5 separate regions of the Homo sapiens genome follow, and all the other regions are linked to region 1. A link is an interaction called in ENCODE POLR2A ChIA-PET data of the cell type or tissue named here. Cell type or tissue: GM12878. All regions are shown on one strand. Each heading gives the region's core, and the rest is flanking DNA. Links, peaks and the distances in the headings are about the cores only. Region 1 overlaps LINC02154 (long intergenic non-protein coding RNA 2154). Region 2 has its middle 23 kb from the start of TLR7. Region 3 overlaps LOC105373133 (a long non-coding RNA gene). Region 4 holds the start of FAM9C (family with sequence similarity 9 member C). Region 5 has its middle 16 kb from the start of TMSB4X.

Region 1 (6,089 bases), core at 672-5,671:
TTTACAGGAAAGATCAACGCACTTCCCTACCTCCCAGCCTTTGTCCATGTTATTTTATCTATCATGGATACCCTTTCTCTAATTCCACTTGGCAAATTCATGCTTGATCTTCAGAGTCAATTCAAATGTCCCTCCAACCTCCCTTCCCACCTTAGTTCTCCGGATACCAAATAATTGCTCCATTCACTGTCACCCCACGGGACTTGCATACCTGTTAATTGCATACATGTCACATTTTGTCATGGTTGTGTCTCTGTCTCCCATGCTTAATTCGGTGCTCCTGAAGGTGAAGGAGTGGCTTTATTTCTCTTTGTATGACCAAAGGCCAGCACAATGTAGGCAATCACATTTCAAAGAAATAATCAACTGGCTAACGAATAAAATGGCATGATTCATCACATTTAACACCACAGAATTCTAACAGCCCACACCTGCATGCAGTTGATAGAATTCTGGGATTGTTCTTGATGTTCTCTGGGATAAGAACAACTGCCTTTAATTTTATTAGCAGGATGAGCATATTTGGTGACTTAGAGGTCTCTATACTGAGATAGACGATAAATTTATTTAAAGGTTGTATCTGCTGGGTTGATAGTCACAAAGAGTAAGAAAGAAAATGCAAAGGAAATTTATTGTTCTTATATGTAGACTTCATCTCTGATATCAGTTAAACAGAAATATCTCAAAAGAATGAACATTAAGCTACAGAAAATCATTAAAAAGATCAGATTAATATTATAGCAACACAGTGTTTCTTCCCTAACACGCTCTTGGTTCTCTCTAAAAGGTCATTTGTCTGTACTACCAAACTCAGAGCTGTATCTTACACTTCCTTTCTCTTTTCCTCAGCACCTAACAGTGTCCAGTTCATAGCTGGTCCTCAGTTAATACTTGTTGAATAATTAAGATTAAAAAAAAAAAAGAAAACAGGTGGTTATAATGGAGGGGGTGGTGTGAACACCAAATTAAACAAGATTGAGTGAAATTACTTTTCAAGACTACATCAACTTTCTATTACTGCCGTGGCAAATTACAACTAACTTAGTAGCTTAAAACAATACACATTTATTATCTCATGGTTTTATAGGTTAAAAGTCCAACGCAAATCTCACTGCGTTAAAATCAAGGTGCCAGCTGCACAGCATGCCTTCTGGAAGATTTAGGGGAGATTTTCTTGCCTTGCCTTTTTCACCTTCTGCAGGCTACCAGAATTCCCTGCAAAAGGTGAAAAAGGCAATTTCAGTGGCGGGCCAAGTCCTTCTGGTGCTGCCGTCAGATCTCCCTCTGACCACAGCCCAAAAAGTTTATCCGATTTTAAGGACCTATATGATTAGATAGAGTCCACTAAGCCAACCCAGGATAATCTTCCCATCTCAAGACCTATACCTTTAATCCCATCTGCAAACTCCCCTTTGCCATGTAACACATTCACAAGTTCTAGGGGCTAGAGTGTAGAAATCTTTAGGGGACCATTATTCTGCCTGCTACAGGGGAGTCACATAGAATGACTAGAATTACAAAGAAAAAAACAAGCAACTGCTACATGTCCCTGGTCTTCTCATAAGCAGCATGAAATATAAATGCTTAAGCTTTAGATTTGAATAGTTTCCTAGAGCTATTTTTAAAATGGCTTTTTTTCCTTAGTATACTGATAATAAATGCGAACTGTCAATAGTTTGGAAACACAAAAGACTTTGAAGAAAAAAAAACCACCCTAAATCCCACCAAGCAGTCCTAACCAGTTACTATTTATATGTCTATTCTTCTGATATTATGTAAATGCATATCAAATTTATATATGCATTAAAAATATTAATTTATTCTAAATGATTCCTTTAAGTAGCCTATTTCCCCTCTAAATATTATCCTAAATATGTTCTCATGGCATTAAAGATTTTTCAAAAAAGATTATTTCTCCTCACTCTACCACATTGGCACCATATTATTGCCTCTGAATTTATGTGTTTATTATCCCATTGTTGAACATAAAAGGGTTATTTTTAGGCCTTTGCATTTATAAATAGTAGGTTTAGAAAAAGATGTATTCAAAAATCTGTATATACAGCTCTGATTATTTTCTTAAGGGTGTAAATGAGGAATTATCGCATCAGAGACCATTTTAAGACCACTGGTACTCGTCACCTCATTTCCCTCCATAATGACTACACCAGATTTACCCCCACGAGCAGTGTACAAAAGTGCCCTTTGCAATGAACTCTGAGCAGTGTTTACCAGTGCTATGGACTAAATTATGGCTCTTTCCCCAAAATTCATATGTTTAAGCCCTAGCCACCAATGTGATTAGATTTGAAGGTAAGGCTTTTAGGAGGTAATTAAGGTTAAATGAGGTCATAAGGGTGGGGTCCTAATCCAATAGAATTGGTGGCCTTATAGGAAGAGGAAGAGAGAGAGAGATCTCCTTCACATACATACGACATGCACATGCACTGAGGAAAGGCCACATGAGGACATAGTGAGAAGTTGGCTATTTCCAAGCCAGCAAGAGGGCCCTCACCAGAAACAGAATTGGCTGTCACCTTGAACCTGGATTTTCCAGCCTCAGGAACTGCAAAAAAATGAATTTCTGTCATTTAAGCTACCTAGTCTATGGTAGCTTTTTATGGCAGCCTGAGCTAATGAGCTAATGCAATGATGGGTGAAAAATGATGTCCTTGTTCTATTAATTGGTGATGATTTGATTTCTAGAAGAATGGTCATTTTGTTTACAGACCACTTTTCATGTCTCTGGGAAAATTCAGAGTCTATTGTTGGACTCTAAAACAGAATGTTACAAAAATCATAAGGCATAGAGGACTGAAATTCAATAGCACTTCCACAGAGCTAGAATTGTGTTCTTTAGAATAATGCATTTTTAAATGTCTGCATCAATCAGAACAAATGCTTTAATCTACTTACATAAGCCCTTTTTGATTTTAGTCCCCATTTGTCTATTTTTAAAGGCTTAAAGATCTAGCTACAAGAGTACCAAGAAAACTCTTTTGCCTTTGTAGATGAAGTTCACAACATGTGTGCTAAAGTATTTGATTCCTTCAAGCACCATGTGAGTTAGGTGGTGTTGAGGTTGATTGGACAGTATGGATGGTGGAAGGAATTGATTGACTTGAAGGACATGAAGATGCAAGGCTAGTGCAAGAAACCATGTGTGAAGCCAGTGCATTTGGAGGCACATGTAAAGGTCACCAACGCCTTCTCGAACAATTTATAAAATAAGAATGGGTGGGAGGAAACTGAAGACAATTTTACATCCTTGTGACTAGAAAGGAGATGTGAGCTAAGAAGAGAGTTCAAGCATGACCAAATGAAGCAGAGGCTAGCAGCCCAGGCAACAATACTCCTTCCTTGGTAGGTAATGACATTATAATGAGTAACTGCAGACAAACAAAGTCAGCAGTTCTTAGACACAGAGCAGCACCTAATGCAGCAAGTAGTACCTAGGGGAAGGTCTGGGGAGGAGTTTTAAAGGGGTTTCTAAGATAGGAAAGCGTGAAGTCTTATTATTGTACAGAAAGATTGTATCTACTCAGAGGGATGAGAGTAATCACAAATACACAGTGGTTATTACACCCATTATATAGAAAATGAAACTGAGGCTCAGAAACCTCATATAGTTCCCCTAGAGATACACAATTGTTAGTGCTGAAATGTGAACTCAAACCTTCAGACGTGAAGCTGGAAATGAATTTCCTTGGCTTCGATGTCTCCATCTCAAAAATGACTGTATTTTTGGGAAGGTTGCTTCAGAGTCCACGTTCTATTGGCCATTCCACTGATTCCGCATCTCCTTGACAAATGAATCTTGGGCCAAAAGTTCATTGTGGGGACGCTGTTCGTGAGTATATTAATTTGACCAGATGTATTCTCATTGGAAATCATATTTAAAATGGCTTACTGGGTTTGGAGGATGCAGAAGTTAAAGAAATAAAATTGAAATATCCCCTTTCTCTGTTGCCTAGAACTTTACCCATTTCCCTTGTCTCCTCACCAGCACCCTGGTGGCTTCCTCCTACCTCACAATTCCTTTTCATGCTCCTTTGGTGGGTCTTTTGCCTCTGCCTGCACCTCTAAATGTTGAGCGCCTCAGGGGTCTATCCTGGGTCTCGTATCTTTTGTCCACACTCTAACTGGGCAAACTCATCATGTCCAATATCTTTAAAATATTCACGCCCAGGATTCTAGATTCCTGTATCCAACAGCCAACTAGATATCACTATGTGGAAGCTTAATAAGCATCTCGAACTCAACATGACCCAAGAGTATTCTCTCTTTTGCCAATCAGGTTTTTTCCAGTCTCATGTATCTCATATAGCTCCCCTAGAAATACACATATCTCAGTAAATGGTTTTACCACCCACTTAGTGCTCAAGTAATTGTTCTTGATTACTGTCTTATAGCTTCCCTCACCTTCCACACCCAATACTTCTGGAACAGCAAGTCCCGTGAATTCTATTTTCAAAGCACCTCTCAAACCTTTCAATTTTTCCCCATCTCCACTGGTATCACCACCCTTTGTCAACTGGGGCTTGTACAAAAGCCTCCTAACTAGTTTTCTCTGCTTCCACATGAATTGTTTTGTAAAAATATAAATCACATTAGTTCTGGGCTCAAATCTCTCTAATAACTTTTCATTGCACTTAGATTAAAAATCCATCCTTCTTAATCTAGTTTATAATGTCCTTCATGAGCTAACTTCTGCTGACCTCTGAGACCTCATCTGTCCATTCACCCATTGGCCCACTATCCTCAGCTACACTGGACATTTTTCTATCCTGACGCTTACCTAGCTTATTCTTAACTAAGGACCTTGACTCTAACTTAACTCTGTGCCTGGAATGTCCCTCCTCCTCCACATTCTTGTGGATAGCTCCTTCTTGTCATTTACATATCAGCTCAAATGTCATCTTTCCAAAGAGGCTTTCCCTGACCATCCCATCTAAGTAAGGCCTATTTTTCTTATGTATTGATTTGTGTGTTTCTTCATTAGAGTAGTTCCATGAGAGCAGGAAGCAGATCTATCTTACTGAGGACACTCCTGGTGCCAAACTATCTGGGGAAGAGGAAACCAAGAATCCAGTGCAGTCTTAGAAGATGGGGGAGTTGCTAATGGAAGGAACCAGGTCTCTGAAAGACTTCATAGAACACAGTACCACACTTTGTGACATCCCCTGACAACCTCATTAGACTGTGACATAGGCAAGAAATAAATCTTGGTTGTGTTTGCCCCTGAAATTCCAGGGCTGTTTGTTACAATGGTTAACCTCTTCTGACAAATTTCATAAAATTCCATTTACCCTCGCTTTTCCTCACTACATATTATTCAGTTTAAGATTCGGTTCACTGTCCTCCAGGAAGCCTTCCTTGACTTCCCTGTGGCTGGCTTTTGTGTTCCCATGGCACCATGTGCACTGTTTCATCAGGTACTAACCACGTTGTATTATATACTGTCTCCCTCATGTGACTAAGTTTTTCCTGAGGTCAGAAACTATCTATTTTTCTTTTTTGTGTCTTTATGGCCTATTACAATGTCTGGCGCCACAATAAATCTTTGTTAGATAAATAAACCATAGACAGCAGGCAGTTCAGGTTTTAATGGAGGGCAACAGTATTTCTTTGCAATGGTTAACAATACTAGTAGAAACAGAATATGAAATGAAAAGTGGGGAAAGGCTTCATGAGTATGAATTTATTTGAATGAAGAAAAATTTCAATGTTACTTAGGCTGAATAAAGACAATGATCATTAAGTAATTCTAGAAAATAGAGATTATTCTAGATAAATGATCCTTATAAGATTCCTTTGATTCCTGTTAATTGCAATCCAATACATAAATATTGAAGGCTTATTATGAGCAAATTACTCTTTTTCGTATGACAAAGATGAAAATACTTCTGCCGGTTAACATTTTATAATTCTATGACCTTATGATTCTGAACACCTACGTAAGATATTTTTAAACCTTGACAGTTACATTGGGAGATTTACATCAAGAACCAGCACTATGGAGTCAGAATTTGCATGGAGTTCTATCTTCAAAGTTTTACTACAAACCGGTGCCACTGGGTCATTTTTAG
Region 2 (6,089 bases), core at 551-5,550, 420 kb before region 1:
ATTGCCGGGCACTGTTGTGGTTGCTTGGGATATTTCAGTTGTTACTAATGCTTTGGTTTTATGGAAAGACAAAGACAATGCTGGTCTTCTAGCAGCACAAAGTATAAGGTAATGTTCCTATATTATTCATAGTCCATTGGCAAAAATGCAGTTATTATCAAAAAACATTAAAATTAAAAGTATTTAAGTCATTTGTAATAAGGGATTCAACAAACACTCAATATCTAAGTAATTTCCAATGATTTCAGTAATATGAGTATTGGCTTTAAAAAGTAATGTTTTAGAGCCAAGTGCAGTGGCTCACGCCTGTAATTCCAGCACTTTGGGAGTCAGAGGCAGGAGGATCGCTTGAGTCTTAGAGTTCAAGACCTGCCTAGGCAACATGGCGAGACCCTGTCTCTACAAAAAATTTAAAAATTAGCTGGGCATGGTGGTGCATGCCTGTGGTCCCAGCTACTCAGGAGGCTGAGATGAGAGGATTGCTTGAGCCTGGAATATCAAGGCTGCAGTGAGCCATGATCACACCACTGCAATCCAGCCTGGGTGACAGAGTGAGACTTTGTCTCAAAAAAAACAAAACAAAAAAACAAATAGAGAATAAAAGGTTTAGAAACAGATACAACTGGCTCTAGGAAAACAACTCAACTGTTGAGAGCAATAAGTCATATGTACTGACAGCCTATCAAATTGAGATGTTAATAAGAAATCGGCCAACTTTTTTTTTTTTTTTTTTTTTTTAACAGAAGGTAAGGAGAATGCAGGTTAACCAGTGGAATTTCAGGTCAGTTCAGTCAAGAGAGTTTTGACTATGCCTGTTGGTCTCAAACTTGGTTATCAATTGGAATCACATGAGCAGCCTTGAAAATTCCAAATACCCAGACTACACCCAAGAGTAGTTAAATCAGAAGCTTTGGTGTCAACATAGTAATCAGGAACTTTGTAATGATCCCATTCCGGTGTGCAGCCGAAATTGAGAAGCTCCAGTTTAAGGTCATGGGCCATGAAGCTTTCAAGTTCTGCCACCTCCTCTCAACATTAATGTGTATCAGCTTTGGGAAACTACATGTAGAAGGTATGAAGAATGGCAGAAAGTATATAAAGGGACAAATCACCACCATTAATTCCACAAATCAGTACAGGTCAGTAGCTACAGTTTGGAGAATTTAAAACATTTTCCTCTTTAGTAAGAATTCCTACAAAGAAATGCCCATTTAAAATCCTGATCTATTTCAATTGCTTGCCAGAAATGTTGTACCAATTTGCACTCTCACCCAAAGTCCCTAAATCCTGACAAACACTGTGAATTGATCATCTTTTTCCTGTTTTCCAATCTGATAATTTAACAGTACTGGGGTATTGTTTTATTTGCATTTCTGTAAGAACTTTATTTTATTGACTACAAATATTTTACTTTCCAGGATCTATAAAGCAATATAGCAATATAAATAATATTATATAAGCATACTCAAACCTTGTTAACCTATCACCGATTATTGCAATACTATTTTTAGATTTTTTCTTCAATTGCAAAAATACTTTATTACTGATTAAAAATAGTATATATGCACTGATAAAATTTTGATAAATGCAAAGACAAGTAATGAAAATCATCAGCAATAACAATGGCTAAAAGTGGAGTATACATACAAACAAATACTTGTTTTGAAACTTTTTTTGGTTTACTCTTAGCATAGTATCTTTTTCCATGTCATGTAGTATTCTAATGTGTGACTTTTGGAGGCTGCATAGTATTCTAAAGTAATATGTTTTGAATCCAATATTCTTCAAAAAAATATGGAACAACAGATCTTGGCTTAAATATGAATTTTTTTACATTTCTGTTGTATATACTACAAGTGGTGGATTGCTACTTTGGTGGTTCCCGATGAACCATAACTCCTGGTATTCACACTTCTGTGGTGTATCCTTCCATATTAACCTCGGGCTCGGCCAATAAATAGGACATTAGCAAGAATGATGTAAGCAAATGCTTGATAAGTGCTGGCACACTGGAGCTTATGTCTCTTGAAATGCTCACTCTCAGGATCAAACCACCATGAAAAGAAACCCAAGCTAGCCACATGGGGAAGAAAAGAGGAAAAGATCACTCCCTCTCAACCTTCCCCACTGGGGAACTAGACATGTGAACAAAGCCATCTGATTACAACCTCACAGGAGACCCCAACTGAAACCAACCAAAGAACAGCCCAGCAGAGCCCCAGCCAACCAAAGAATCATGAACAAATAAAGTGGTTACTGTTTTAAGCAGATATGTTTTGGGTTGGTTTGTTACACAGCAAGAGATAAGCAAAATGTGACAGCATCTAATATGAATACCTGCTTTAGATATGAAAAAGAAACCCTTAGATATGAAAAAGAAACCCTTAGGATCATAAACTCAAGAAGAATTTTTTGTTTTTATCTAGTCAGATTGCTGAGGTCCTGGCTGTTTAGATGACTTACAGAAAGAACTTGGGTAGTAGAGTCAAGATATGAATAGTAACCCAGTTTTATTACTAGAGATTTGACTTCGTTGAGCATCAGCTTTCTTGTGGGCGAGTTAGGTTTTAACAATAGCTGCCTTGCAGGTGTTTTATTTTTAAGCATTATGAATGATGGTGCCTCCAGTTCCATAACAAGATGAAGGCATATGCAGATGTGAGTTAACATTTTCATTGGCTGGCCATGTATGTTGAATCCCAAACAAGTGGTCTTCACTACACCTCACCACTCACAAATCTACTTATGAGTCTCAGATGGTGAGCTAGATGGTCAGTAATACCCACCTCAGGAAAACTGCTTCTGAGTTTACAAGACAGCAGGCGGAACAGCTCAAAGACCAATGCATGCATAAATAGTCTTTCCTTTTTTTCACCAGGTCAACTACTCGATTATTTGCACTGGGGGCCTTTTTTCAAAGCATCTGACCTTTTGGACTCGTCTGGTGAAATCTAGTATGTACTTAGGACCAGCCTTCAACACAAAGGAAGGTTTTTGTTACATTCGTTTGCATATCCTGTCAAGGATATCTTCAGAACACTTTCATTTCACAGTAAAATGAAACTTACGGAAGAACTAAGCAGTGAAGTGCTTCATACTTTCATTTAAAAGGGGAATGAGAAACAAAAGACAAGGTTAATTATGACACCGGGGCTTTACAATGCTAAAAATATCCTATATACAAAGGGATATGTAGGCTGTGTTCTTTTTCCATGTCATTACAAAGAACAGGCTCAAGGTATCTGCAAATTTCTAATAAAAATATTATTACTTGAAAAATGTCCATGGTTGTATCTAACTGAAGGGATTAAAACTTTTAGACTTGTTATACAAATACCATGATACTTGTCATCAAAGTCCTCCTTTTCATCAAGCAGACCCTGACTTACAGCATCTGAGAGTGGAAAAAACTAGCATGAACCGTAAGGCAGTGGGATTCATACCTACCTCTCACTCACACGTTCATCCAAACCAAGCAAGTTGCATAAAGCAACCTGAGACTTTATACTTCCACATGCTGGCAACACAGCATTAACTAGACTCGGGCAACTTGTTTAAGGGGTTTATTTAGGTTCCTATCAGTAAAGAGGTGTTTTTCCAGCTTTGGGAGAATATGTATGATGCCAAGTTTTTTTTTTTTTAAGTTTAAATACTTTTATAAGTTTAATGTTGGCATTGGATGTTTACATATTAACTGGTACAATTTACATCGGTTTTATACTTACCTATTTTTGCAAAGATGTCATGTACACAAAGATACATATTCAATAACTGAGAAACAAGTGAAACTTCTGATCTATACTTTCAGGTTTGTTTCATAAAGATATTTCTGATAAGGATTATCAGCATACAAGTTTCACCTCTTCCAGAAGGACACTGTCATTTTATCTAAGAGTTTACTCTGGGTTTTATTGCAGAACACAAATTCCCTCAATTGCTTTTTTCTTGCAGGTGTCTTTTTCCAGAATTTTTTCTTATAACCAGCCTTTCTCCTCACCCAAAGGCCAGAATGAAGTCGAAAAAACCTATAGATAACAGCTTTCACAGTTGTTCTCTTGCCTTTTTGTGTACTGACGTATATTACAGTTCTGACTGGCAGCTTCAGGACACTTGGAAGCAAGGGGGCCACTCTGTTGGGGATCACTGCAGTATGCCCACATGTCAGGTTTCTGACAGATGTGATCAGCCTGGGAGTGGAGGAAACAAATGGTGTCTGAATATGACTAAAACGTCCAGTAGACAATGCAGAAATAAGAGAGGCATTCCTGGCACAGTTTCGGTGGGCTGGAGATGCAAAAATATTCAGGAGCCATAGATTCCTGAAGCTGCTCTCATCGCACCAGCAAAGGCAGAGGCAGCCATCTTGCCAGCCTGCTATGATGCCAAGTTTCTTTCTTTTTTTTTTTTTTTTTTTTGAGATGAAGTCTCGCTCTTGTCCCCCAGGCTGGAGTGCAATGGTGTGATCTCGGCTCATGGCAACATCCACCTCCCGGGTTCAAGCAATTCTCCTGCCTCAGCCTCCCGAGTAGCTGTGATTACAGGTGCCTGCCAACACACCCAGCTAATTTTCGTATTTTTAGTAGAGACGGGGTTTCACCATGTTGTACAGGCTGGTCTCGAACTCCTGACCTTAGGTGATCCGCCCGCCTTGGCCTCCCAAAGTGCTGGGATTACAGGCGTGAGCCACCACGCCCAGCCAATGCCAAGTTTCTATTGAACCACTTTGATGTCTATGTCTGAGTCAAATGGCAGAGCCGGGACTCAAATCTAGGTCTTCTGTCCACGACCATATCTTTGTTCAATCACCACTCTGGATGCTGATCAAGTCTGACCTTCCTTTTCATTTCAGAGCATTCACCCCAGGAATCCTTCAATGTTTAAATCTCTAGATTAAAATATGGTACTGCTGGGCATGGTGGCTCACTCCTATAATCTAAAAAAATTGGGAGGCTAAGGTGGGAGGATTGCTTGAGACCAGGAGATCAAGGCCAGTGTGGAAAACATAGTGAGACCCTGTTTCTAAAAATAAATAAGTAAAATAGAATAAAATATGGCACTAAACTAGGGTGGCCAGATAAAATACAGGACACCCAATTAAATTTGAATTTCAGATAATAAATAATTTTTTAGTAGAAGCATGTCCCGATTTGCTAAATTTGGCAACCCTACACTAAACCTTACCTACCCACCAAGGGCTGTTCCCAGTCCTCCTCATTTCCACCTAAAAAGAAAGGAGAAATACAACAAGACCTAGAAAACAAAGTGTGAGTTGCCCCAGCCAGTGAGAGGCCAGTTCTCAAAAGATAAAGAGAAGAACTGTATCCTCTCCATCCAGTGATCTCTCTTGAGCTAATTTACAGATGGGGGACTAGACCAATAACGTAGGATCTTCTGTGCCATCACTCAGACTGGGGTAGTTCACTGGAGCCACAGCTAACTCTTCAGAAGAAGATCTTTCGGAGGCCCAAGGCTATTTATCGCACTAGTGCTTGCAATACCAAAGATCAGAAACCACCCAAACGTCCGTTAGAGAAATGGTTAAGTAAATTGTGAAACTTCTAGAAAATGGGATGTTTTCCAGCTATGAGAAAAAAAAAATGCAGATGCTCCTGAGATAAAGGTATAGAAGGAACTGCAAATGAAAAAAACAAGAGAGTAAGAGAGTATATGCTAACGAAGTATGACAAAGGCAGGGCCAGAAGAATATGTTTTTATTTGCTAGTATGCCTAAAGAAACTCTGGAAAGATAAGCAAGGAACTAATAAGAATGGTTTCTTGTGGGGATGGGTGTGGGATTGGGTGGATGGTCTACAAGAAGAGCAGAAAAGTTTTTACTATGTATCTACCTATGTATTTATGTATGTATGTATATATGTATGTATATGCATGGATGTATGTATAGATACATTTATCTGTACAGAAAAGAGTTAACATGGTAGCCAGTTGCCATGGCTCAAGCCTATAATTCCAGCACTTTGAGAGGCCAAGGGTGGATCGCCTGAGGTCAGGAGTTCGAGACCAGCCTGGACAACATGATGAAACCCCATCTCTACTAAAAATACAAAAAATTAACCAGGCATGGTGGGGGG
Region 3 (6,089 bases), core at 491-5,490, 190 kb before region 1:
CAAGGCTGGAGCGCAGTGGTGCAATCTCAGCTCACTGTAACCTCTGCCTCCCAGGTTCAAGCACTTCTCCTGCCTCAGCCTCCTGAGTAGCTGAGATTACAGGTGCTCACCACCACACCTGGCTAATTTTTGTATTTTTAGTAAAGATGAGGTTTCACCATGTTGGCCAGGCTGGTCACGAACTCCCTGACCTCAAGTGATCCTCCTGCCTCGGCCTCCCAAAGTGCTGAGATTACCGTTGTGAGCCACCACGCCTGGCCAGGAGCAAGGTCTTAAGCAGAAAAATGCTCACAGCCACTGGGCTAGTAAGTCTGTTTATTCTCAAGGATGAAGGCTCTAGCCCTCATACAAATATGACAGAAAGCAATCACACACCAAGCTACATGACTAGGAAGTAGAGTACTTAAGGAGGCAGAGATTTGTTTTTAGTTGACAGCAAGAAATATATGTTTTCCTCTTATTCTTCAGCTACCATTCTGGCTAGTTTTTATTACTCTCAAGAGAGGCAAAGCCAAGAATTTCTTGTAGACATTATTTCCCAGCAAATGTCGCATTTTAGAATGCATACTGACATCTTCCCCTTAATTAATTTATTCCAGACATTCAACTTGGCAGCATTTAATAAATTATGATTACAAACAACACCACTTAAAAAGTATGATTATTAAAATGGTACTCATTGAAGAATCTGAAAGTACAGAAAAACAAACAAAAAGTAGCAGGCCAGGCATGGTGGCTCACACCTGTAATCCCAGCACTTTGAGAGGCGGAGGCAGGCAGATTGCTTGAGCTCAGGAGTTTGAGACCAGCCCGGCCAACATGGTGAAACCTCGTCTCTACAAAAAATACAAAAATTAGCTGGGTGTGGTGGTGCGTGCCTGTGGTCCTAGCTACTTGAGAGCCTGAGGTGGGAGGATTACTTGAGCTTGGGAGGCGGAGGCTGCAGTGAACTGAGATTGCACCACTGCATTCCAGCCTGGGTGACAGAGGAAGACCCTGTCTCAAAAAACAAACAAACAAACAAACAACAACAACAACAAAAACTAGCAGGAAAAATCTCCCCTCTCTTCTAATTCCAAACACTAAGATTCCCATCCCCGTGTGGTAGTCTCCCCAGATGGCTGCCATCAATTTTTTTTCCTTCGTATGCACATGCTGTTCGACCCAGCAAGAAACCATTCTACCTCCCCTGGAATGTGGCCTGACATCTTGAATTGGGTTGGCCACTACTAGAAGTCTGTATAAATGATGCTGTGCCAATTCTAGGCCTGGACTTTAAGACGTCTGGCAACTTTCACATTCCCTCTGAAAACCTACTGCCACATAAGAAGTCTGACTATGCAGAGACACCATGCTGTGAGGAAGCCCAAGCTGTGATGTGGAGAGGCCACCAGAAGAGAACTAAGTGTCTGACATGTGAAGAAAGCCTTCTCAGTCCTTCCAGCCTAGCCCAGCCCCCAGTTCAGTGCAGTAGAATTAGTGACCTCAGCCAATGCCACCTGGAACAGAAAACCACCCAGCTCAGACTAGTCTACCCAAAGAATCATGAGAAATGATAGTTATTGACTGATGACACCAAGTTTTGCCAAGTCTGTTATTCAGCAGCAAGTAATAACTGAGATGCCTTGTTCTATTTTAGAATATTTTCTTAGTATCTTTTTTCACAGCATTTTTAGCAGTCACACTTATACAATAAATATAATTGGTTTTTAGCACTTTTCACAATACATTTCAGGACATGTCTCTTCTCATTTTATCAAAAGTGGAAGGAATATTTTTAGTGACCACACACTGTTCAATTGTAGGGATGTATTATCATCTGGGCCAATCAAATTCTGTCTGCTGGGAAGGTAGAAATGGGACAAAGTGATTCTGATCAACCTTTGTGGTTGAGGTGGCCACATTTGGATATTGTGCAAGCAGAACTAGAAAATCAGTCACAGACAGAAAGAAGAAAGAAGTGGGCATAGAGGTTGGGCGTGGTGGCTCACGCCTGTAATCCTACCACTTTGGAAGGCCAAGGTGGGCGGATCACTTGAGCTCAGGAGTTCAAGACCAGCCTGGGCAACATGGCAAAACCCCATCTCTACAAAAAATAAAAAAAAATAGCCTGGCATGGTGGTGTGCACCTGTAATCCCAGCTACTGAGGAGGCTGAGGTGGGAGGATTGCTGGAACCCAAGAGGCGGAGGTTGCAGTCAGCCAAGATTGTGCCACTGTAGTCCAGCCTGGGTGACTGAGTAGGACCCTGTCTCAAAAAATATAAAATAAAAAAAGAAAAGAAAAAGAACTAGGCTTAGAAAGAAGAGAGAAAATGAAAAATAGAGATAATACGGCCCATAGTGTGTCCTTGAGGTCTACTGATTTTCTAGTTCTAGCCCTTGTGTTGTATGAAATACTTGAATAGCCTTTTTCCCAGCTGCCATGTAAGAAGTGATAACTGAGATGTAAGAAGTCTGACTATGCAGAGACACCATGCTGTGAGGAAGCCCAAGCTGTGATGTGGTGAGGCCACTAGATAAGGCCTCCTGTATTCCATGAAATACTTGAATATTTTTTTCCAATAAATTCTTCATTTGCTTTCAAACCACTTTGAGAGACTTTTGTTCCCTGCAACCACTTGAATAAGGCCAATGGTTTCAAAAGAAGAGCAGGAAGGAACGTCATGTTGGAGAGGCAGGAAAACCTTCTTTTTTGCAGCATGAAGTTGCCTCTGTGGACTTCAGTTTCCTGATGGTGACTCAGCTCTACAACTTGAAAATGAGCAGTTAACAGGCTGTTTGTGCCAAGTAATTCTAGTGATAGATGTGCATTTTTTCTATAGCTTCCCACCATTATAGTCCACTTTGGAAGCTGAATTCTGATTCAAAAAGGAATGGAGGGCAAAAACCGTGTGTGCTCCTGAGAGAACAGTGCCAAATTCTCCACTTGCAAAATGGGACATTAATAATTGCCGCCTCATTCCACTGAGTCTATGATGAAAATTATTTCTTCAGTTTTTCAAATTTAATCACAGCTTTTGAAATTAAGGACATCTGAATATTGTGTGTGTATATACAGTATAATTAATGCTGTATTTCTGGGCTAAGAGCCCAGAAACTATTGTATATAAGTATACACAAATGTACCTTTACAGTTTGATAATATTTCATTTCCATGTAGGCAATTTTCTTCTTGAATAAATTACTTGATGGTTGTATTTTTTCATGAACCATCATGAGGAAAATTCCAGATTTCCAGATTTGCTCTCCAGTGTTTTGAATGTACAGCAACCTTGCCAATATGTGGCCTTGAACGTTCTGCACATGGCTAAGGATCTGTTGGATTACCATTCTCTATAGCTGCCCTTTTCCATACAGGAGCCACTAGCCACATGTGGCTACTGAGCAACCGTTAGTGGATTAAATCCAAATTCAAGTGTTCTGTAAGTGTAAAATACACACTTAATTTTGATGACTTAGTACCAAAAAAAAAAAAGAAAAGAAAATATCTAATAATTTCTACATTGACTACATGTTGAAATAATAGTATTTTGGATGTACTGGGTTAAATTAAAGATATTAATTTCACCCATTTCTTTATACTTTAAAAAATGTGGTTACTGAAATTTTTAAAATTACATATATGGCTCACTCTTGTGGCTTGCATTATGTTTCCAATTGACAGTGCTACTCTACGGAGCTGAATTCAACCTTTTGTGAGTCTCTCTGGGCCCCCAACCAATAGGGACGAGTAGCCTTAAAGTGCTAGCTTATTTCTTCTCAGGATTCCCAAAAACCAGGGAAAGCAGATAGAAGAATCAGGATGTGTCTGCCCTGGATGCTTCCATTTTTTTTTTTTTTTGGTCTCCTTCTTGACTCTTTGTGTCCTCTCTACCACCTAGTGCTACCTAAGTGGCCCGCCAAGAAAACCTACCCAACATGCACTTCCTGAAACATCTCCCTGAGCTCCAGAGTATTGTATTCTTTTTCTTTTTCACCTCCCCCAAAACTAACAACCCCTCAGTGTAGGAATCTCACATAGCTGTTATATGAAATATGGGCTTTAAAAAATTTCTCACAAGAGTATGTAAGATAAGCCTTTGTATTAGCCTGTTAAAGGTAAGGTTGAAAGGCTCTCCAATGGGACAACTTCTGGCCAAGTGTTCCAGTAGAAAGATGCATTTCCAGCAGTTGAGAGGGCAGTATTTTGGGGTAATGTGTTTAAACCAAACATTGTTAGCACATACCTATTCTGTAAATATACTAACCTTTTCCCTGCTAAAGGCATAGTTATGGGTCATACAATCAAAACGATGTGATCTCACGTTAATTTTCCCTAAAATAATCTCTACCAGCTTCCATAGAAGCCCCTTCTGCCCCTGTCCTCATATCCTTTTCCCTAATTAAAAGTCTATAATTTAGAAGGTGCCATTATCGACCAAATCGCTTCTGTTGTAAAACTATCGGCTGAGATGTTTCTAGCTGTCTTCCATTATTCATGACTCTCTCTCCTTTGAAGTAACTAACTTTTTTTTTTTTTTTTTGAGACGGAGTCTCACTCTGTTGCCCAGGCTGGAGTGCAGTGTCGCGATCTCTGCTCACTGCAAGCTCCGCCTCCCGGGTTCATGCCATTCTCCTGCCTCCGCCTCCCGAATAGCTGGGACTACAGGCGCCCGCCACCACGCCTGGCTAATTTTTTGTATTTTTAGTAGAGATGGGATTTCACCATGTTAGTCAGGATGGTCTCGATCTCCTGACCTCGTGATCCACCCGCCTCGGCCTCCCATTCACTCAGTCACTCACTTGTTCATTCATTCATTCATTTATTATTTATATACCATGCACTTTCTAAAAGTTCTTGAAGCTGTTTGGTACCCTTCATACACATGCAAACCTGTGCTTCCACTGTTGTGCTGTCAAACTGGGGGCCTCTAGTGAAGAAGGAAAATAATTCCACATGCACGCCAATCCTGTTCAAACGGACACCAGGCTAAGCCCTTTGGGAATTTTACACTCAGACCCAAGTGGAGAACTGGGCTTCTTAAAAAAGTCCCGTAAATCAATCCATAGTATATAAAAATTAGCCATGTCTAAAAGAGGTTTATTAAGCGATTTCCACAGCCACTGCATTAGATTTCAAGGAGTTTATGAGGATAAACAGATCTTTATTGAGAATCACCATTAACATGGTCATTAGCTTTCACATCATTAAATATCTCATTTCAAGGGCAATTATGTTGGATTTCACATTTATCAGAAAATAATTGCAGAAAAATGTGCCATACACACCATTTTTTCAGAGGCATCAGCAACACAAAAGGTGGAACTCAAAAGCAACATTTCCTTTTTGTGTATTATTTGAAACTTATGCCATGGCAATTTTGCAGGACTAATTCACAGATTGGCTTATTTAAGTCAGACGTTATATGAGCATCAAATTATCCAACTTCTCTATGATTCTTTTAACCTGTGCCAAGTTTGTTTTATATGGTGATTGATGGCTTACTATTGGGAGAGTCACTCCATTACAATAAGATTATTTGTAGATGAGTGGTGGACACACCCTCAGGTGACCCCCAATGAGTCCCATCCTTGTATAAGCCTCTCCCCTTGAGTGTCAGAGGAAACTGTCTTGCATCCAGCCAATAGAATATGGCAAAGGTGATGGGATGTCACTCCCTTGATTACACCATGTAAGACTCTGTCTTAGTGGACTGGCGTGAGAGACCCTGCCTTGCTGGTCTTGAAGAAGCTTCCAAGCTGTGGGACAGCCCCTGGCAAGGAACTGTGGGCAGTCTCAAGGACTGAGTGACCTCCGGATGACAGCTAGTAGGAAAACAAGGACCCTAGTCTTGCAGCTTCAAGGAACTGAATTCTACCAACAACCATGTGAGATTGGAAAAGGTCCTCGATCTCCATATGAGACTGCAGCCCAGCTGACAACTTGATTTCAGCCTCTTGAGGCCAGAGCTGAGAATCCAGCCATGCCATACCTAGATTCCTGGCCCATAGAAACTGTGAGATAATAAATGGCTGTGGCCAGGCATAGCTGACACCTGTAATCCCAGCAATTTGGGAGGCCGAGGCAGGAGTATCACTTGAGCTCAGG
Region 4 (6,089 bases), core at 167-5,166, 220 kb before region 1:
CTCACTGGGTAGAAAAGTTGTCTTTCCTTTTCTACTACACAGCTTGTTACTGGAATAATAATAGAAAATCATCATTTTAGAGAATTCAATTTTCTCTGGTACTTTAAAGAAAACAAAATTAGAAAGTTGTGACAATAGCTAAATTAGGAAGATGAAAAACTCATATTAAAAACTGAGTACATACGGACAGGAAGAGGTGAACAACACACACCTGGGCCTACTTGAGGTTGGAGGGTAGGAGGAAGGTGAGGATGGAAAACCACCCATCAGGTACGATGCTTATAATCTGGGTGACAAAATAATCTGTATACCAAACCCCTGTGACACGCAATTTATCTATATAACGAACCTGCACATGTACCCCCAAACATAAAGTAAAAGCTAAAAAAAAACCTGATATATGACTTAATGTGTGTACACTGAAAGGAACGAATAGAGCTGTTTCTCCTCCAATGTCCTCTAATATCCCCCAAACAATTAAATTTCCACGTGTATGAAAGAAAAGCCACCCCTCTTGCTTCACCATTATTAGAAGCATTCTCACATTCCACATCAACAATTAAAAAAGTAAGTAAGAAAAATTATTAAACAGATTACATTAAATGCTATATATGAGAAGAAGGCATTTAAGACAGTCTTGTCATCCACTAATTCATATAACCTACTGTAAGGGTTGTATGGTTGAAAACAATTTTCATAAACCACAAATAGCTCGTAAAACATACCTGCAATATCTTCTAGCTCCTTGGTATCAACCCTGTAACAAAAAGTTGCAACACAATTTTAACATAATGCTACACAAAAGGCCTTGTTTGTTGGGAAGAAATGTCTTGTGTGAAATGTTCTGCATAGAACATAACAGTGATGACATGATCCAAAGCTGACTTTTCCTAAAAGACCTTATCTGACAGGCAAAAGGGACTTAAACACTTTACCCCGTGTGTTCATCTGTTTCAGCAAAAGATCCTCTTTCCCCATGCTCATCAGTTACATCTCCCTCCTTTGTCTCTGTAACAGGTTTTCTTTCCTCATGCTCATGACTTACTGGATCCTTTCCTGCATTAAAATAAAAAAGACAAACCTTTTTTAGAGGAAGACGCTGTTGTGGACATTTTTCATAGAGAAACGTACTATTTGTAGACTTTTTTGGCTCTCCGCCAATTAAAGCTTTACCGCAGAGCTATACATGGAATCGCCGGCTCCTAACCATTTTACGGAGGCATTTTTGGAAGCCCTTCGGGTTCAAGTCCCAGTAAACAACGTTCACAGGTCAGATCCCTTGGATGTCAGGACCGCATCCATGGAGAAGAGCTGCTCTGAGAGCATCTGTAACCCTGCTATGAGGGGGAGCCTCCCACGGGAAGCCTAAGGCCCTTGAGCCTGCTTTGAAAACCTGGGGCATCTCAGCACATGCACGGTGAGCTCCAAAGCCACGAAGGGGCCGGGGGCCTCGGGCTGCCCATGTGCGCCCCGCCCAGAAAGCAGACAGACTGTTGGGCGTGCACCTTCTTCTAGGTCCCCTTGGGCTGTGTTTACCTGCAAGCTCCATTTCCTGGGCGGCCATAACTTGAACCTCCAACTGGTCCTTGGCAGCCATCCTGCTGCCCTTCCTGCCCACGGGCTCCGTGGCTGACTGGCCTGGGAAGCTAGAGGCGACCTCTGAACCTGGTGAGTGCAAAGACACACTAAGGACACTAAGGAAACGAGGCGTGTTAAATGAAAATCATCAGGATCGCAGGTTCAAGGGCGCCCCGGGTCTCCCGTGGGAGCAGGAGGGGACGCGGAGAAGATGCCATCATCCCCTCCTGTCCTGGCCCGTCCAGCGCTTCCCCGGGGCTGGCTGCAGAGCTCGCAGAATTCCGCGGCCTCTGCGGGATTCTTGCAGTGCCCTTGGGACAGAGCCTGGCCCTGCCCCTGGGTTCCCCAGCGACCCAGTGGAGTCGGGAGGGCCGCGGGGTGACACAGGATCTCCCCAGCCATCTCCATGGGAATGAGCCGGTACGCACCTGTTTCTGACAGGGGCAGGGACTGCCCATTCGCCAGCCTGGACGCCCAGGGGACCCCTGGTGACCCCAAGTATCCCGTCCTGATGGGCAGCCAGACAAGACGGACCCACGTTGACCCCCCGACCCCCCCCCAAACGCTGCACACATGCACAGGCCTCCGGGACCCTCCTGGGTCCTGGGGACCACTCAGGCAGCTCCAACTCCCTGCCCTGACCCAGGCCCCAGGCGACAATGCCTGGGCCATTTCCTCACAGATCAGCCTGGCTGCCCCGCCCTTCACACCCTCTTCCCCAAAGGGCCTCTGGCCCGCCTTCCCCGCATCCCCACCGAGGGCGTCTCACCTGAGGGAGCCCTGATGTTGCTCCCTCAGAGGACCTGCAGAGGCTGGCACCGCGAAGCTCCTCCGAGGGCCTGGGTCCTCTGTTCTCACGAGAGCAGCAGCCGCCCCGGCTGCCCGCGCTCCTCGCTGATTGGTCGGCCCAGTGCGCATGCAGGTGGCGGGCGGCATGGGGCCACGCCCCCTGCAGGCACACCCTCCCCCTCACGGACTGTCCATGGCTGCTGTGGACTCATTGGGTGGCTCTCTGAGGCCTCTGTCCCCACGATATTCCAGCTCCTCATCCTGGTGAAGGAAGCAAGGACTCGGGAGTGGTGAGTGCCAGGGGACCCTGCCCTAAGGAATGGAGGCCAAGTGAACGGGGCCTAGGACCTTGCCCCCAGGCTCGTTCCAGCCACTCCTGCCCCTTTGGGTGGAATGGCCATCACCCTGCGGGTGGAGCCCAGGCTCCCTCCCATGTCCTGTGTGCTTCCAACACGCCCAGCTGCATCCTTTTTATCAATGGATTGTGCTTTTATGTTTTATCTAAGAAAATTGTTGACTCCCAGCAGGGGCAGGTAGTTTTCTCCTATCCTACTCCATTCCCTCACACTGGGCATTGCATGATTCTGCAGTGGATATACAAAGTTAAAGACTTTATGTCTAGATTTCTCATGATGTGGTCATTTCTTTTCTTTCATTTTTCTTTTTTCTTTTTTTTTTTTTTTTTGACAGGGTCTTGCTCTGTCACCCAGGCTGGGCTGCAATGGTGTAATCACTACTCACTGTAGCCTCAACTGCCCGCGCTCAAGGGATCCTCCCACCACAGCCTCCCAAGTAGCTGGGACTACAGGCATGTCCCACCATGCCCAGCTAATTTTATTTTATTTATTTATTTATTTTTAGAGACAGAGTCTTACTCTGTCCCCAGGCTGGAGTGCAGTGGCACGATCTCGGCTTCCTGCAACCTCTGCCTCCCTGGTTCAAGCAATTCTCCTGCCTCAGCCTCCCAAGTAGCTGGGACTATAGGCGCACGCCGCCACGCCTGGCTGATTTTTTTTTTTTTTTTTTTGTATTTTAGTAGAGACAGGGTTTCACCGTGTTGCCCAGGCTGGTCTCGAACTCCTGAGCTCAGTCAGTCTGCCCGCCTCAGCCTCCCAAAGTGCTAGGATTACAGGCATGAACCACCGCTCCTGGCCAATTTTGTTTATTTTTTGCAGAGATGAGGTCTCACTATGTTGCCCAGGCTGGTCTGCAACTCCTGGGCTCAAGCGATCCGCCCGCCTCAGCCTCCTAAAGTGCTGGGGTTACAGGCTTGAGCCATCGTGCCCAGCCCGATTATTTCCACAGCTGGGTTGGAAGCCATCTTTCCCTGACAAGGCAGCTCACCTTTATATCTAAGAGTTCTCTATAACCTAAAGAGAATCCCTAATTACTGACACTAAATACCACCAGCTGTCCCCATTTCCCCACAATCTACTTGGTACCCAAATTAGCCAATGAGACATCTTGGGGAATTTTAAGCCATGATTGCTTCAGGTTTCTCTCTCTTTCGAGCTTAAGATGTGTAACATTAAGAAAGAAGACAAATCTTGCAGAGGGCTTTGTGCAACCAGTCTTACAGCTTTCTATCCCATCTGGATCAATGTAATTTTCATATGCTTCATCAAAGATTTCAGCTGAAAGTACTATACCAGGTTCTGTCTATAATTGGAAACACATACACACATACACCAACTACTGGTATTCAGCTAAGAATTCAATGCTGGCTCATTTTTCTTTAAAAGAATGTCAAATCAAGGAACAATTCTCCATCACAAAGTGGAATTTGATGTCAGGTGAAGACAAATGGGGATTACAGAGCTACTTCTTTGGCATAACAGCCTAGAAACAAACTGAAAAGGATTCTGCAATTTTAAATAGGCACAAAGACATTCTTTTCAGAACACCAAGTGTCCAAGTTACAAAACCCTGAAGAAATTCTTTTAAACTTTGGATGGAGCAATTTATCTCTTTTTCCCAACTGGAGTATTTGTGAGATGTCTCCCAGAAAGAAACAACTCAATACACAAATCATTAAGCCTTTGTAAAGGGAGGAAGTCTATTTGAAGCAACTCTGGGTTGCGGAAACAGGTTTTGTGAACTAACCAAAGCCTTTAGGGCAAACATGGTCACTTCAATTTTTTTTTTTTCCCACTAGAGGTTATCTACAAAGACCACAGGAAATGTTTAAGCAAATTTAAAGGAGATTTCTCAAGAGTTATTAGAATAAGTACTTTAATTTAGAGAATTGGTTTCTAATAACTGGAGGTGTAACCCCCTCCTACCCCCAACACCCTACTCCACCCTATGTGAATTGACTGACAAGTAAGGATAATGCTTCATAACAAATGTAGAAATAACACCAATTTTCAAAGCAGCCCTCACTCTTCTATTGCTGTCATTAAGAACTAACTGAAAGAAATGCACTGCTTGGATTCATAGACAGACAGAGGGACAAACAGATGGCTAGATATGTGATAAGCAACAACAGTATGGCCAGATGTCAATGATAGAATCTAGGTGATGGGAACATGAATGTTTTCCATGAAATTCTTTCAACTTTTCTGTGTATTTGAAATTTCTAATAATAAAATGTTGGAAAACAACATGTATGCTGTGCATACATGTAGAGACATAGGCTCAGACCCTCTCATCAAATGGCAACAACAATTGTTCATTTTGAAAACATCTAGAAATCTAAGATGTGATCACTGGGTTAAAGACTGTATACATCCATACTCTGTAGCCTGAATTAGTGATTTACGCTCTAATAGCCAATCAAATTGCTCATTTATCAGACAGGGCTGGTAGCACAGGAGATGGAAGTTTCTCTGCTGATAATCCTCCAGACGTTTGAGGGCTTCATGTTCATTCACATTTCAGCCTTTTCTCCAATTCTTAGACTCTTAGCAAAAGTTTATACTCGAATGAAGCAGCAAATTCTAGGCTCCAGCTGTTTAAGAATGAATGAAAACATTCATGTCTTTCAGAAAGGCTTATCTGATGTACTCTGCACAAATACCCTCACCTATGATCTTCTCTGTGCAAACTCTATCAGGGCCCTTCTCAGTGGGCTTTTCAAGACTCTCTCCAATTAGATTATAATTCCTTCAAGGGCAGGTCTTTGTCAACTTTGCTTCTCCAGCACTCAGCGCCATGGCTGGCACATGGTGGGCCGTCAGCAAATGCTGTGTTTGCTATACGTGAATTAATGCTGTGCATACATGTAGAGACATAGGCTCAGACCCTCTCATCAAATGGCAAAGTCTACCACCCAGTCCTGAGAATTACATCTCAGCTTAGAGCAGAGGGGCCCCACCCTGGCGTCTCCTGGAATCACTCAGGAAATTTCAAAACACACTGCTGCCTCCATCCTACCCACTAAGTTTCTGATTAACTGTGTTGGAGTTTGGCCTGGGCCTCAGGACGGTGAAATCTCCCCAGATGATAGAAAAGTGCAGGCAGCACTGAGAATTCCAGGGTTTGGACTTTACAAGCCACCAGGTAATTTCATTTTCACTCACCTTCTTTCCTTTGATTCTCAGGACAAGCTACCAGGTCTCCAGGACTGAAGGTTATCATCTAAGTTGGTGTTCTCAACTGGAGGCGATTTACCCCCCACCCAGGAGACAGTTGGCAATGTCTGGAGGTATTTTTGGTTTTTATAGCTGGGGATGGGGGTGCTACTGGAATCTTGTGGGTAGAAGCCAGGGATGCTGCTAAAC
Region 5 (6,089 bases), core at 395-5,394, 270 kb before region 1:
ATTCAGTTCTCGTAATCTGGCAGAGAAATGTCTGTCATTAGTTCTGTGGGGCTACAACAAAGGCTTGAGGTGTCGAGGAATCAGGCAGAGGCAAATCCTTTTCAGGTTCCTGCTAGATAACAGATGTTTGCATTATAAAGGAAAACTAAACACAACTGGAATAATTGGGCGCGGCATTCAGAACTGTCACTTCTGCAAGTGCACCATAGGAAGAAGGCCTCTGCTCTTCCTCTGAGAATCAAGAGGTGGTCTCAAAATTGCGAGCTTGGCCAAGCGTGGTGGCTCACACTTGTAATCCCAGCACTTTGGGAGGCTGAGGCAGACAGATCACCTGAGGTCAGGAGTTTGAGACCAGCCTGAGCAACATGGAGAAACCCTGTCTCTACTAAAAATACAAAATTAGCCGGGCATGGTGGTGCACAACTGTAATCCCAACTACTCGGGAAGCTGAGGGAGGAGAATCGCTTGAACCTGGGAGTTGGAGGTTGCAGTGAGCCGAGGTTGCAGCATTGCACTCCAGCCTGGGCAAAAAGAGTGAAACTCCATCTAAAAAAAAAAAAAAAATTGCGAGATTGATTTTGGTCAGGTGCCTACGTTTCCGTAAGCCTTAAACAAACATCACCCATTCTACTGGTCAAACACACCTTCCTAACACCAGCGTGAGAGGAATGAAAAGGTAGAGCGCTTCAAGGGTGTCTGGCCCTCTTCCATTTTCTACCTGGAAAAAATATCTTCATCCACGTACTGCTGTTTGCTTATAACAATTGTGCCCTGTATTATCTGAGTCTCGAGGCCAGTGCTAACACAGCTGCATACCTGAACAATGACTCACCCCTAAAGTCATTTTCAAGACACCCTGACCATGAGTTTGTTATGGAAATAAAGAAAAAGTTTATGATTTCAGGGAGACTTGTCCTCCAAAGAGGCAGAGTCCTCAATATGTAATAATAATTAATAGAAATTTCTCTTGTGTTTTTTTAGGGTGGAGCAGCAGATGATCTTTTTAAAGTGTTTTTAATTGTTAAACTTTTTGGAACACATCCATTTATGTGGTTCAAATATCAAAAGAATATGAAAAATACAGTCCCATTCGACTGATTGCCCTCACTCTCTTGGGATAATGCTTTTTATTAGTTTCTTGTTTAACCTCCGATATATATGCAAAAACAAATATATAGTTGTAATGTCCCCTCCTCTTACACAGTTGGTATTATAAATCATCTTCCTAATATAATATTCTTAAACTTAACATTGTTATTACAAGAATAATGCATATTTATTTGTTTCAAATAAATCAAACAGTATAGAATGGACTGAAAGAGAAAGGGAAAGTTCCTCTTTCAACTCATTTTCCAGAGATAGCTACTGTGAACAGTTTTATGTGAATCATTCCAGATGTTTTCTAATAATAGTGTTAGTGGCAAGAGCTGCTTGTGAAAGTTTTTGGAAAATTGAGAGCCGGTTGTTAAACGAAGTCACTATTAAATGATATAAACTTACAATAAAATAAATTATATGAAAAGTAAAGGTAATAAATGCTTAAAATGCATCACCGCCTAATTATTTTACACATTTTACTATTACTATGCTCTTAGGGTTACTTACATCTACTATATCTGTATGGTGGAAATACTATAAAATGCTGGCTGCAGGCATCTCTTCCCAACTCCTCTTGACGACTTTACACCTCTACTGATGCTATGGTTTAAATGTTTGTCCCCTCTAAAACTCATGTTGAAACTTAATCCCCAATGTGGCGGAATTGAGAGGAGGGGCCATTAAGAATTGATTGAATCATAGGGCCCTACCCTCAAGAACGGACTAATTCATTCACAGATTAATGAATTAATGGGTTGTGATGTGAGGGGACTGGTGGCTTTATAAGAAGAGGAAGAGAGACCTCAGCTAGCATGCTCAGCCCCCTTGCCATGTGATGCCCTGTACCGCCTCAGGACTCTGCAGAGAGTCCCCACTGACAAGAAGGCCCTCACCCCAGATGTGGCCCTTCAACCTGGGACCAGCCTCCATAACTGTAAGAAATAAATTCTGTCCGGGCATGGTGGCTCATGCCTGTAATCCCAGTGCTTTGGGAGGAAAAGGTGGGAGGATTACTGGAGGCTAGGAGTTGGAGACCAGCCTAAGCAACACAGCAAGATCCCGTTTCTAAAAAAAAAAAAAAAAAAAAAAAAAATTTTAATTAGCTGGGCATGATGGCATGCACCAGTGGTCCTAGCTACTCAGGAGGCTGAGCCCAGTAGTTTGAGGGTGCAGTGAGCTATCATGCACCACTGCATTCCAGCCTGAGTGACAGAGAGAGACCCTGTATCTAAGGAATAATAATAGCAAATAAATAGAAAAAAATCATTTTCTCTATAAATTATCCAGTTTCAAGTATTCTGTCATAAGCCACAGAAAATGGGCTAAGACAATTGACATAGTATATAAAATATAACCCCCCAAAATGACTCAAAAATAAGAAACGTAAAGGTGCAACTAAAATGCCAATACAATACTTTTAAATTTAAAGAAAATTAGCATTACAGTAAATGGCATTGCTTAGTCAGGAAAAAACGTGGCTAACTCTCATGGATGTACAAATGCCCTTTTCCTTTTTTTATTCAAATACCCAAGTAGACAAGACCTGTCTTCCCTCATCCTGGAAAGCCCCCTCTTTGATTTGACAAATATTCTATGTAGATGCTCTCTCCTCTAGGAGGGAGAGATTAATCTCCCCAACATTCACACTTGAAGGCGGGCTAGATTTAGTAACTTACTGACAAAAATCCTTGTATGGAACCAGAAGGGAAAAACAGTAATATTACAGTAGAGAAATTTGGCAAACACCCCTTTAACTAACTGATGAAGACTAACATCACGAGTGATGTCATGCAGACATCATGTACCCTCCAATATGTTGTGATGAGAAGGGCACTTCACTGACTCCAAAAACCCATATCCCCAGTGTACAAGAGGAAAAGTTTCCTCAGTGCTCCTAGGGTTCATGGCTAGGTCTGAAATAAAACTGACAAAGACAGATTAACAGGAAAAAACGTACACATTTATTTAATCAAAGTTTTACGTGACACAAGAGCCTTCAGAAATGAAGAGCCAAAGACCCAGGGAAAACTTTCCATTTCATGCTTAGGTTCAACGAAGAATGGACAGCCATGCAGCAATGTGATTGGACAAAAGGGTATCATCTAATGGTAACAGACTAAGGTGGGAAACCCAGTAAGGCCTCTCTATTCCAATTCTTCTTGGTCTCTCTGTGTAGCTTTCCTTCCTCCTGAGTATGGAGCAGGACCCCTCTGGAGTGAGGGTCTTATGACCTACAGTCAGACAAGGTAGGTCAGAGAATTTCTTTATGATCAGCTCCTACACAGAAAGGCGAAGACATTTAATACTTCCAGGCTCTGTGGCTTGATCTGAAGAACAGGAGTTCTAGTTTCTATGGCTTCCTTTGGGGGAGAAAGAGGAACAGGAGAAAGAAGAGTAGGAGAAGGTCAGAGAGAGATCTTGTTTCTGAGGCCCTGTCAATCTCCTTCAGTTCAAAGTATTCGTTGTGACAAGGCACCATATTTTGCGGTATTGTGTCTGAGCTCTGACATCAGTCTAATGGAGAAAACATCAGGCAAACCCAAATTGAGGGACATTCTACAATATAGCTTACTGGTACTGCTGAAAATTGTCAAGGTCATGAAAAGACAAAAAAAAAAAAAAAAACTCACAGAGGAGAGAAGACCAAGGGGACATGACAACTAAATGCAATGTGCTATTCTATGAACAGCAAGAACAGAACAGAGAGAAGAAAGAAGTATTTAAGGAAGATATTTAACAGAAAATCTGATGAAATTGGAATAAAGTCTTGAGTTTTGTTAATAATTTCATACTTTTTTTTTTTTTTTTTGAGACAGGGTCTTACTCTGTTGCCCAGACCGTAGTGCAGTGGCACAATCTTGGCTCACCCACAACCTCCACCTCCCAGGATCAAGCGATTCTCCTGCCTCAGCCTCCCGAGTAGCTGGGACTACAGGCATGCACCACCATGCCCAGCTAATTTGTGTACTTTTAGTAGAGACAGGGTTTCACCATGTTGGCCAGGCTGGTCTTGAACTCCTGACCTGAAACGATCCACCTTCTTCGACCTCCCAAAGTGTTGGGATTACAGGCATGAGCCAATGAGCCCAGCCAACAATTTTGTACTATGGTTAATTTCTTAGTTGTGACAAGTATACCATGCCATAAGAGTTTAACAATGGAGAAATTGGATGAGGAATAAATGGGAACTCTGTTCTTAAAGTTTATTTCATAAAGCCAAACAACAAAAAGATAACATCTTTTTATTGGATATCGAGTATTCAACATAAATTTGTTTTTTATAATTCAATACTCCTCATGTACTGTTCTTGTGCAGACCAAACGTTAACGTGGTAAAGACCTGTTTTCTATTTGCAGCAGGATATGACAGGTTGTTTAGTGTATAATGCAGCTAAAATCAAGACTATAGGTTTGACAAGGGCTTCTTAATTCTGTTTGATTCCATATTCATAGTCTCAGTCCTAGCTTTGTCCAGAGAGACCTTGTACAAATGTATACTGTTTGAATCGGAGTGGGTAAATGCTCTCTGTCCTCTCCTCCCCAGCCTCCCAGAAAATAACTGAAAGCACATGTTCTCTTGAAGGAGAGCCAGCAGTGCTATCTTTTTGTATGAAGACTTGCTTGATTATAATTAAAACTTTCATTTGACTATTAAAAGTAAAGAACAGCTATAAATTAAGGTAGCAATATTAAAACCTCTGGAGGTAAGTCTAAAAAGCCTCTCTGTAATTAGAGAACTACAAAACTTAAGGAACACTAATTCTTTTCGGCGTCAAGGTCTCATTTTGCCAGGAAGCTGGTATTTTGTAAATTGCAGCTCTTCCAGGGCTGAGGACAGATTTTGATTCTTGCTTATAACTGTTACCTGAAATTTTTTGCCCTTTATGAACTGGGCTATGAATTAGAAGACTGATTTCTTATCCTGATTGAATATGTGAGGATTTGGGTGGCCTAGGTTATGTCATGACCCCTGTAGATTAGAGTTTCCAAATTTGTCTAGCTAGATGTTGGCCTATTAACCTTCTTTGGCTCTTCCAGTTCAAAAGAGTTGAAGTTTTTGTATTAATGAAAATAATACTTCCTAACACCACTTCTCCTTAAAAATAGAAGGCATTAGTTAACCTTGGGCAGTGGATTTGGTTAGTAATAGTTTGTATATTCTTCCCTGCACTTTACCTTTCCAAATGCATGTGTGTATATCTAAATATAAATGTATGTGTGTATACATATATATACATACACATCATACATGTGAACACATACACACATATATAGTCATTTCACTTTAATATGATGAAAAATAAAATAAAAATTTGTATTTGAAACCACAATAAGGACATATACCAATAGATTTCTTATTAAGTCTTACTAAGTTAAACTAGGGAATTGTGGTCTGATGGGCCTTATCCTTCACTTTAAGGAGAATTTTGCCAGGACAATCTGAAAAGTCTAAATTGGCCTTGAGTTCATTCCCTGTCTTTTTCCATTTGACAGTCTTAATATTTGTACTTTCTCTTTATAGATCTTACTCCTTAGTTTTTATCTCTTTTTTTCTCCACTGGATTAAAACAAACAATGAGCTTTAAAAAGAACACTTCTTCTGGTAGATATCTCCAGAGAGCTTATATTTACTTTAAACTGAATTCTTGCCAGACCGCCCAAGTGGATACTCCTGATTTTTCATTATCCATCAACATATTACACCATAATGGATACAATGGCATACAAATTGTGTAGCCAAGCACCAAGCAAAGCCTTGACAGTCCACTAGGACAAGACAGAATTTTGAGAACATTTTTCTGTTTAGTTCTAGAAAAATGGTCCACATCTTTCTCTCTTTCTCTCCCTCCCTCTTTCTTTCCTTTCTCTTCTTTTTGATGTTTGTAAAAGGCAATATTACACCTATAGTAATTTAACACCTAAGAATTTGGACTCTGAGAAATGGGACTGACACTTGCCATGTTTCCCATTGGCTAAGGAGATACCTTTTC

What was found. ChIA-PET counts read pairs that join two places held together with the same protein. Peaks named below come from ENCODE experiments on the same cell type or tissue, not always from the same donor. Only the 100,000 strongest peaks of a DNase experiment are listed, where the experiment ranks them.
Region 2: POLR2A ChIA-PET joins it to region 1 with 5 read pairs; 1 of 35 experiments calls an interaction of 5 or more read pairs at or near these places.
Region 3: POLR2A ChIA-PET joins it to region 1 with 7 read pairs; 3 of 35 experiments call an interaction of 5 or more read pairs at or near these places.
Region 4: POLR2A ChIA-PET joins it to region 1 with 5 read pairs; 1 of 35 experiments calls an interaction of 5 or more read pairs at or near these places.
Region 5: POLR2A ChIA-PET joins it to region 1 with 5 read pairs; 2 of 35 experiments call an interaction of 5 or more read pairs at or near these places.

The regions. Positions count from the first base shown.
Region 1 is chrX:13,260,457-13,266,545 of GRCh38, forward strand. It overlaps LINC02154 (long intergenic non-protein coding RNA 2154), which reads right to left. Exons shown (of 2, transcript NR_146309.1): 2 at 5,592-6,089. Among named protein-coding and RNA genes, the nearest start is that of LINC02154, 40 kb to the right of the region's middle. RefSeq lists an enhancer at 3,369-3,618. In GM12878, for the core only: no CTCF peak of the experiment used is centred there; a DNase peak (open chromatin) is centred at 3,345; H3K27ac peaks cover 2,891 bases.
Region 2 is chrX:12,841,069-12,847,157 of GRCh38, forward strand. It overlaps the pseudogene MRPL35P4. Among named protein-coding and RNA genes, the nearest start is that of TLR7, 23 kb to the right of the region's middle. RefSeq lists an enhancer at 2,928-3,247. In GM12878, for the core only: no CTCF peak of the experiment used is centred there; DNase peaks (open chromatin) are centred at 2,198, 2,943 and 3,393; H3K4me3 peaks cover 1,844 bases; H3K27ac peaks cover 3,422 bases.
Region 3 is chrX:13,067,481-13,073,569 of GRCh38, forward strand. All of the region lies in intron 2 of LOC105373133 (a long non-coding RNA gene), which reads left to right. Among named protein-coding and RNA genes, the nearest start is that of FAM9C, 26 kb to the left of the region's middle. In GM12878, for the core only: no CTCF peak of the experiment used is centred there; no DNase peak of the experiment used is centred there.
Region 4 is chrX:13,042,193-13,048,281 of GRCh38, forward strand. It overlaps FAM9C (family with sequence similarity 9 member C), which reads right to left and starts at 2,428. Exons shown (of 8, transcript NM_174901.6): 1 at 2,348-2,428; 2 at 1,537-1,665; 3 at 936-1,056; 4 at 726-757. The coding sequence starts at 1,597. It overlaps LOC105373133 (a long non-coding RNA gene), which reads left to right and starts at 2,541. Exons shown (of 4, transcript NR_171577.1): 1 at 2,541-2,657; 2 at 5,910-6,013. In GM12878, for the core only: no CTCF peak of the experiment used is centred there; no DNase peak of the experiment used is centred there; H3K27ac peaks cover 566 bases.
Region 5 is chrX:12,988,277-12,994,365 of GRCh38, forward strand. No RefSeq gene overlaps it. Among named protein-coding and RNA genes, the nearest start is that of TMSB4X, 16 kb to the left of the region's middle. In GM12878, for the core only: no CTCF peak of the experiment used is centred there; no DNase peak of the experiment used is centred there.